Linked DNA regions of Homo sapiens: region 2 is linked to region 1. Evidence: read pairs that join two places in POLR2A ChIA-PET (ENCODE). Cell type or tissue: Panc1. All regions are shown on one strand. Each heading gives the region's core, and the rest is flanking DNA. Links, peaks and the distances in the headings are about the cores only.

What was found. ChIA-PET counts read pairs that join two places held together with the same protein. Peaks named below come from ENCODE experiments on the same cell type or tissue, not always from the same donor. Only the 100,000 strongest peaks of a DNase experiment are listed, where the experiment ranks them.
Region 2: POLR2A ChIA-PET joins it to region 1 with 6 read pairs; 2 of 35 experiments call an interaction of 5 or more read pairs at or near these places.

What each region holds. Positions count from the first base shown.
Region 1 is chr13:110,233,081-110,237,472 of GRCh38, reverse strand. The region is part of intron 2 of COL4A1 (collagen type IV alpha 1 chain); the gene reads left to right. Among named protein-coding and RNA genes, the nearest start is that of COL4A1, 72 kb to the left of the region's middle. In Panc1, for the core only: no CTCF peak of the experiment used is centred there; no DNase peak of the experiment used is centred there.
Region 2 is chr13:110,548,964-110,553,355 of GRCh38, reverse strand. All of the region lies in intron 1 of RAB20 (RAB20, member RAS oncogene family), which reads left to right. Among named protein-coding and RNA genes, the nearest start is that of RAB20, 11 kb to the left of the region's middle. In Panc1, for the core only: no CTCF peak of the experiment used is centred there; no DNase peak of the experiment used is centred there; H3K4me3 peaks cover 1,155 bases; H3K27ac peaks cover 2,523 bases.

The DNA of each region.
Region 1 (4,392 bases), core at 1-4,000:
CATCGGATGCCAGGAGCACCCCCACCCCAGCAGTCGTGACATAAATATATCTCCAGCTGTTGCTGAATGTCTCCTGGCGGGGGGTGGGGGGTGCAGACTCACCCTGGATGGAATACCGCTGAACTAACCCCATCTTCTATAGCTAATAAAAGACAAATAACAGGATTCAGGCACTAACCAGAGTACGACTCAGTTTCTACTCCTTCAGATAAGCAGACCCTAATCTGAGGGAGTCGGGCCAGCTGAAGACACGGCTCAGAATATCCGAAGTCTTGAGCAAGTTCCTTTCCTCTTACTGACTCTGTGGCGGACCCACTGCGCCCCAGGCCACCTGCCAAGGACAGCAAGCCTTCTGAAGCCTTTCTCTAACGGGTCGGGACGGGGAGGACTGCTGGAGGACCACAAAGAAATGAGCCTACTCCTCTGGGGCCCTGGGCAGACCTCCCAGTTCCTGTTCTACAGGAGTCAACGTGGGCCTCCAGCCCGGTTCAACAACTAACCCACAGCGAGCCCCTGTGTGTGACAAGGGGCAGGTCAGCCAGTCAGCAGCCACTCCTGCCCCATTGTCCCCTCCTGAGACAGGTTAGGGGTGCCCAGCCCATCAAAATATGCATCCCACCCCATTCTGGATTGCTTTTCCCTGTGCATTAGGAATAAAACCTCTCTAAGGGGAAGGCATTTTGAAGTAAGCCTGTTTCAGGCCTGTGAGAGGTCTGCAGAAACACCCCCAGCGTGAGCACTGGGTCACCCCACAGCCCCTGCCTTTCGGAAATCCTGGTGTAGAGTCCGCTCCACAAGGAGCTCCTTCCTCTGTTTGAAGGCTGGTCGTCTTCACTGTGTCTCCGCGATTACCCAGGACGTGGGCATGGCCATGCTTCTCACACGTCCTCTCTTTGACTCAGGATCATCGACTTGTGCCTCTGCCTCCTCCACATCTGGAAGAGGCATCTTCTTTTCCCTTTTCACAGGCTACTTAGAGCTGGAGAGGGATTGTGTCTGTCAATCCTTAGATACATGATTAATTAATCAACGCATGTTTTTCAGTTGTTACTTTGCTGGGCACTTTGAGAGATGCAAAATGAGCACTCTTAGTATATTTCTCTCAAGGACATACAAAATAAGAAGAAAAATATTATCTGTAAGGAATACCATAAATCTAATACCTAAATACAAGAAGAGAAGAGGACAGATTTTCCAGTCTGTTGAATTAGATGTGCCATTTTACATTGATTGTTTTTTATTAGCTCCCATTGCCAGAGACATTGCAATGTCTACGTGATAAGGAGTTTAGGCTTGAGCTTGCATGCTGGTTTTAAACACATCATCTACAACATTCTAGTCGTTTTTGTGCTATATTGTAACAATTGTCAAAGTGCCTTAGAATCTAACATTACCTTTAAGGTATGGGACTCACTTTTTCCTAAGATCATAAATTTAGGGTATTTTCATAGTTGTAATTAAATCTTAGATGAAATTCCTTTTTGAGACAGGGACTGTACTTTATTTGTATTTTTGGAGAATTCAATAATCTTCAATTTATAAATATATTTATTTCCATGATCTTTCCTCTAATTTACACATGGGTAACAATAGACATAGTTTTAGCCATGTTTTCATTATGAAATTAAAATATACAAGGACAGAGTGCTTTAAATATTCCACCATATAGATAGATGGACTGGCTCTTCTCCTGTTATTCCTTGTTATTCCTAGTATCTGTGTAGAATATATTTGCATCTCCAGTAATTATTAAAGAATAATAATTACCTTCTTGTATGATTATCTTTCTTGCATATCTTCTTTTTTTTTTTTTTGAGACAGAGTCTTACTCTGTCGCCCAGGCTGGTGTGCAGTGGCGTCATCTCAGCTCACTGCAAGCTCCACCTCCCGGGTTCACTGGTTCACGCCATTCTCCTCCCTCAGCCTCCCAAGTAGCTGGGACTACAGGCACCCGCCACCATGCCAGGCTAATTTTTTTGTATTTTTAGTAGAGACGGGGTTTCACCCTGTTAGCCAGGAAGGTCTCGATCTCCTGACCTTGTGATCCGCCCGCCTCAGCCTCCCAAAGTGCTGGGATTACAGGCGTGAGCCACTGCGCCCGGCATCTTCTTTCTTTTATTGCTGTTTTTAACAGAATATTAAAAAATTTTTCCTATAAATTATATTAACCATTGTTTTAAACGTTAAAGGTGTTATGCTTCTTAGATACTAAATTCTTTACTCAAGCACATGAAAGCAAATATTTTTGTGTAGACTCTTTGAAACTTTGGATAAGTTCATTCATTTGAACTAATAATGGTGAGTTATTAATAATAACAGTAATTTATTAAGTACTTAATATGTGAGACGCACTGTGCCAGATTTGACTTAGTGAGAATTTCAAATCTAGTCTATTTAAAAAGAAATTCAATTTTCTTACTTATAAGGTGTGAAATATATACCATAAAATCAAAACGCATTAAAAAGTGTTCCTTAGTGTACAATACTAGGGGGATTTAAAAAATAAATATAAGCTTTGTTTAGGTAGTGCATTAAGCATATTTGAGATTACTAATTTTTTGAGATCAATTGAATGCCTTTGTTTATACATGTTTTGAATATTCCTGAGAGACAATAGTGTCTAGTTTAGCCTTTCCCAAAATATGATCATCAGACCATCTTTAGGATGTCAACAGATGTTTCCTCCGGGATGGAAACGGGAAGAGGTTCCAAGGACACAGGCGTTTGGGGAAAACTGAGTTCAGGTTAAATGGACATTTGTTGTTTTGCCCTGGGATGTCTCAGAGCCTGTAATAAGATAGTGTATCATCTGGACCTTCCGTGGGTGCTGCGTCATATACAGTTCCCCACACTTATTTGAACGCCCCCCTGTTTTTTTCTTTTTCTTTTTTGAGATGGAGTCTCACTCTGTCACTCAGGCTGGAGTACAGTGGCACGATCTCGGCTCACTGCAACCTCCATCTCCTGGGTTCAAGTGATTCTCACGCCTCAGCCTCCCAAGTAGCTGGGATTATAGGCGTGTACCCCCCCACCTGGCTAATTTTTGTAGTTTTAGTAGAGACAGGGTTTCACCATGTTGGCCAGGCTGGTCTGGAACTCCTGACCTCAAGAGATTTGCTGTCTCGGCCTCCCAAAGTGCTGGGATGACAGGCGTGAGCCACTGTACCGAGCCTCTGACCCTTTTTATTTCTGAAGCCAGGAACGGCCTTTGTGAAAGAGTGGATCGGTGGATAAAACCTTGATTCTAGTGTAAGTTCCCCCATCTACCCACTGTTTTTCACCAAGTTGTTTTGACCAAGTTATGCCCTGACCTGGAAATTCCCCAGAGTTGCTAAAAGAACTGAATGGGGGATACTGTACATAAGAGCACTTAAGCAACTTAAAATGTCACATGTAGGGACATATGCGTGTCATGTGAATAGCAGCTGCATTTTGAAGTTGCAATAAGTGTGAGGAAAATGTGCTTGTTAGCTCAGCTCTAGACAGATCCATGGATAGAAAGACATAGACATGGATCCCCATCCAGCTAAGTATTTGCAATCCGCAGGTGAAGCCTGGAAACCCAGAGAAATGGACCTGTTCCATCCGTGACAGAAGCGCTCCCAGGACCTAAATTAAAGGGATGTTAGAATGTTTTGAGAATCTTGGCAGGGCCATTAGGTAGTGTTTGTAGCTTTTGGATGCTTTTGGTGGAGGGAAAATGAGATGGGCTCACTTGGGAGGTCTGCCTGCAGTTTCCATCCAAATTTCTAATCAACGTTGTGGTTTTATCATCCATTTCCGGAATCATTACCCCTTAAAATGTGAGGAAAACGACTCTCCTTTTCTTCAACTCCCCAACTTTTCCAAATACCGCTGCGAGTTTTTGTTGCCAACAGCTTTTCCCAATGTGCGTGTACTTACCAACGTCCAGACTCCTCCCTCCCATCGGCCAGCCTTGCTTGGTCTAGCTATTATTCAAAGGGGAACATGCGTGAGATATCACTTCGTTTTTGCCATCTAATGGATTCCACCCCCCAAAGTATCTGACTTTGACACTCAGGCTCATCTGCAGGACCCGAGGGTGTCTTCCCTCCCCTCCCGTTGGCTGGCTAAATGGGTTAATAGAATACATTCTCTTTTCCTTTTCCGTGTTTTGTCTGGCGTTTGCAATGCCAAGATTTTTTTCCAGATGTCCCCTATTTCCTATTTCCACATACCGCACATGAATCATCATCTGGCAGAGGAATCGTGAGAATCCATGTGATCAGTGTGCGTTCCCACATTCACCTACTTTTGTCTTTTTTGATAGTTCTTTGAAAACAATGAATTTTTTTAAAAATATGCCTGAATTCAAGGGTAAAATATCAACAATGTACCCTAGAAAAGCCCCTGGAAGCAGATCTATGCTAA
Region 2 (4,392 bases), core at 257-4,256, 320 kb before region 1:
GATTCAGTTCAACTCAACAAGCAGCTCTCAAGTTTCTACTGTGTGTGTGTACTGAGCTAGAGTGGAGTGAGGGTGGATTTAAGATGAACACCAGCTCCTACTGAACAAAAGATCTTGGAAGAAATGCCAGTTAAGGTTTGTATCTGGAAGGTCAACCTGCAAAACCCCAGGCACATGTGGGTCCACATGGTCACCTCTACTGAGGACTTCGAACAGGTGCCTTCTGGGTGCAAGGCCTCATTTGTAGAGTCCCTCTGCTTTATTGACCAGCAACAGTGGCCTGAATATGAATGTGGGTATTAAGATGGGGGAAAGAGAATTAATTGGTTGTCCTGGCCTCAGCAGGAGTGGACAAAGCGACATTATACTCGGAGATTGCAGAGCACAGTGGCCGCTTGCGAGCAGTGTGCGCTGGGAGGCTCGGCCCACAGCCTCCTGGAGTGGCGCCTGGGAATCCTGGGGTGCCAGGGGACCTTGCAGGCTCTTTAGTGCACTGTGGTTCAGGAGAAACTTAATTAAGGTCAACTGTGTTTGTTAACGAGCACCTGAGTCACACTGAATGCCTTTGGGAGACAATTTCATGCTTTGTTATCTTTAAGCTCTCTGGAGAAATAGAAATTTTTATTTATTTATTTATTTATTTATTTATTTATTTATTTATTTGAGATGGAGTCTCACTCTGTCCCCCAGGCTGGAGTGCAGTGGCATGGTCTTGGCTCACTGCAAGCTCCGCCTCCTGGGTTCACGCCATTCTCCTGCCTCAGCCTCCTGAGTAGCTGGGACTACAGGCGCCCGCCACCGCGCCCAGCTAATTTTTTGTATTTTTAGTAGAGACGGGGTTTCACTATATTAGCCAGGATGGTCTCGATCTCCTGACCTTGTGATCCACCCGCCTCAGCCTCCCAAAGTGCTGGGATTACAGGCGTGAGCCACTGCGCCTGGCCCTATTTATTTATTTTTAATTTTTTTTTTTTTTTGAGACAGAGTCTCACTCTGTTGCCCAGGCTGGAGTGCACTGGCACGATCTCGGCTCACTGCAACCTCTGCCTCCTGGGTTCAAGTGATTCTCCTGCCTCAGCTTCCCGAGTAGCTGGGATTATGGGTGCCCACCACCATGCCCGGCTAATTTTTGTATTTTTAGTAGAGACAGGGTTTCACCATGTTGGTCAGGCGAGTCTTGAACTCCTGACCTCAAGCAATCCACCCACCGTGGCCTCCCAAAGTGTTGGGATTACAGGCGTGAGCTACCGCGCCCGTCTTATTTATTTATTTATTTTTTGAGACAGGGTCGTCTTCTGTCACCCAGACTAGAATGCAATGCTGTGATCTTGGCTCACTGCAGCTTTGACCTCGTGGGCTCAAGCAGTCCTCCCACCTCTCAGCTGGGACTACAGCACCACCACACCCAGCTAATTTTTGTATTTTTTTTTTTTTTTTGTAGAGACAGGGGTCTCAGTATGTTGCCCAGGCTGGTCTTGAACTCCTGGGCTCAAGATATCGTCCCTGCTTGTTCTCTTCAAGTGCCGAGATTACAGGCATGAGCTACCATGCCTGGCTGAAAATTTATGATGCCAGATCAAATTGCCCTTCTTTCTGTATTGAGACTTCATATAACATCCCTCTCCAAGAAAAATAAATTTTGTACAAACATACACACACGTACAAACACACACGCCTAAACAGCTGTTGATTCTTAGGATAATGGATTCATCACTGCGACGACAGAGTTCCATGGTCCAGCTGGCCGCGAACGCTGGCCCAGGCAGGTTCCAGCTTCGTTTCAACCCTGGCTTCCCTGGTGCTGTCTCTTCTGCACCTCACTGAGGGGTCTTTCTGCCAGGCCTCCTGGATCTGGTCACCTTCCCTGCTCAGAGCCCCTCCAGCACTCCCCAGCTTATCACTCCTCTTATCTGCCTGCTGGCACTTGAGCCCTGATGTACGATTTGCAGTTCGTCCTGTGTGCCCTGTCTTTGCTCGGTTCTCACAGGTGCTTACAGCGTCTCTGGCCATGCCCAGCTTGAATTTTATCCCATCTTTCAGTGAAGCATTTCTTGGTCTTTGTAGCAGAGGGAAGAATTCCTCCTTCCACCAAACTGCTACAAAGTGACCTTGCACCCCATAGTACATACTGCTGGTTGTCTGTTTTTCTGATCTCTTTTTCTTTCCTTGGATTTATAAACTCCTTGGGTTTTACTCACTTGGAGTTTTCCATAGAATGTAATGTTTTGCTCTGTGATATTTTTGAAACTAAGTTTTTGCTGAAGGAAACTTTTGAAAGCAGTGGGGAAAATTCACAGACTGACATTAGCAGTTTCATTTTCTTAGCGATGTATTGACCCTGAATGATAAAATTAGTGTGGAAATATCATTGTCCTGAGTGCTGTGATACAATAGGCCATTGTGTGCGTGGTAGGGAACTGTGGGTCTGGGACATTAATTATATGGTATCCTAAAAAACTTCTTTAGTAGCTCTTGATTTCTTTTGAGTTCAATATCATTGCAAATCTATTAAAAAGACTAACATACCAGGACTGTGTTTCTGGGAAGTTGGAAAAGATGTATTTTCCCCTACTCTTCCCTCTAATTACAGCCCAAAACCTTGGATTTTATCTTAAAAGCAAACATAAGACTCTGGAAGGTGGCAAGGAGAAGGCAGATCCACTAGATACCTCGGGAATGTGTTTCAGGAAAAAACTCTAAACCCGAGTTTTTCCTCTGCTCTCACAGCGCCACAGCCATCATTGACACAGGAAACTCCTGTGAGCAAAGGTGTAGGGTTTTTCCCACACAGCGAGCAGTGGATACCAGCTGGGTGTCCTCCAGTTTAATTCTGCCACTATCTACCCGGAGGTAGCGTCTCATACCACAGGGTGAGGGCTCAGTCTCACAAGACCACCCCTTCCTTCCCCCTAGTTGCAATTCCAGGCATCTGGAATTTCTGATCCACCGGCTTCAGGTGGGGGTTCCCACGACCCCCTCTTTGGGTTCAATTAATTTGCTGGGAAACGGTTGCTTATGTTTGTTTACTAGTTATTAGACAGGATATTGCAAAGGATACAAATGAACAACCGCATGAAGAGACACATGGAGCAAGGTCTGGAAGGGGTGCCACGGAATTGGGGTGCCACAGAGTTGGGGTCCATGGAGTTGGGGTGCCACAGAGTTGGGGTGCCCTTGTGGCATGGGGGTGAGTTCTTCTTCACCTTCCTGTTGGCCTCCATGTGCTCGGCTTTCTGGGAGCTCCCTGAACCCTGTTTTCTGGGCTTCTTATGGAGACTTCATTGGTTGTCTGTGGTTGAGGCATGGGCATCATGTCAAAATGTGATTGGAAAGGCCGGGTGTGGTGGCTCAGGCCTGTCATCCCAGCAGTGTGGGAGGCCGAGGAGGGTAGATCACTTGAGGGCAGAAGTTCAAGACCAGCCCGGCCAACATGGCGAGACTCTGTCTCTACTAAAAATACAAAAATTAGCTGCGCTTGGTGGCGCGTGCCTGTAGTCCCAGCTACTCAGGAAGCTAAGGCAAGAGGGTCGTTCGAACCCAGGAGGCGGCAGAGGTTGCAGTGAGCTGAGATTGTGCCACTGCACTCCAGCCCGGGCAACAGAGCAAGACTCCATCTCAATTAAAAAAAAAAAAAATTTAAAAAAGTGTGATTGGATAAAAAGGGTGCAGTCTAAGCCCAGCAAGGCCTGTCTGTTCAGATTCCCCAGGCCTCTCTGCAGCATTCCTTCCTCTAGGGTATGGGGCAGGACCCTCTCTGGAAGGAGGGTCTAATGACCCACAATCAGATTAGAGTCCGGCCTGGGCCAGGTGAAAGGAGGACAGGAGAAGGTCAGAGAGAAAGATTTTGTTCCTGAGGCCTAAGGCACCCAACATTATAACAATAGATTGTAACAATGGCTGTAAGAATCATGAGCTAGGAACCGTGGATGAAAAGACACAGTGGTGAGTTCCCTGGATTCCAGATTCAGGGCTGAAGAAGCTAGAAATTCGGAAATGCCAAAGGGCACAGGCAAAATGAATCTGCATTCAAGAATTCAGCTTTTGTCTGAAATATTCCTTCCTGCTTAACCCAAGCTGATACAAATCAACACACTTAACTTTTAGTAGCTTATATTCTAACACAGACCAAGCTAAGCTTGTAGCTCCAAGCAAAGCATTTTGTAAATATTTGCTGATTTGTTTTGTGGACTCACAAGATGTTGATGGCAACGGATGTCTTTCCTCCCTCTGGCCTAACCGCTCTCCGCACACTGGTCTTAAGCCTCTGAAATAGCTCAGCTACCTACTGCTAGGGTTCTGCAAGGAAGTCAGGGTAGTGTCCTATGAAAAACTGGCCTGGGAAGTTTGGAATCATCACACACATGTTCAGGCCTCTGGGTTCTGTAGGGACCC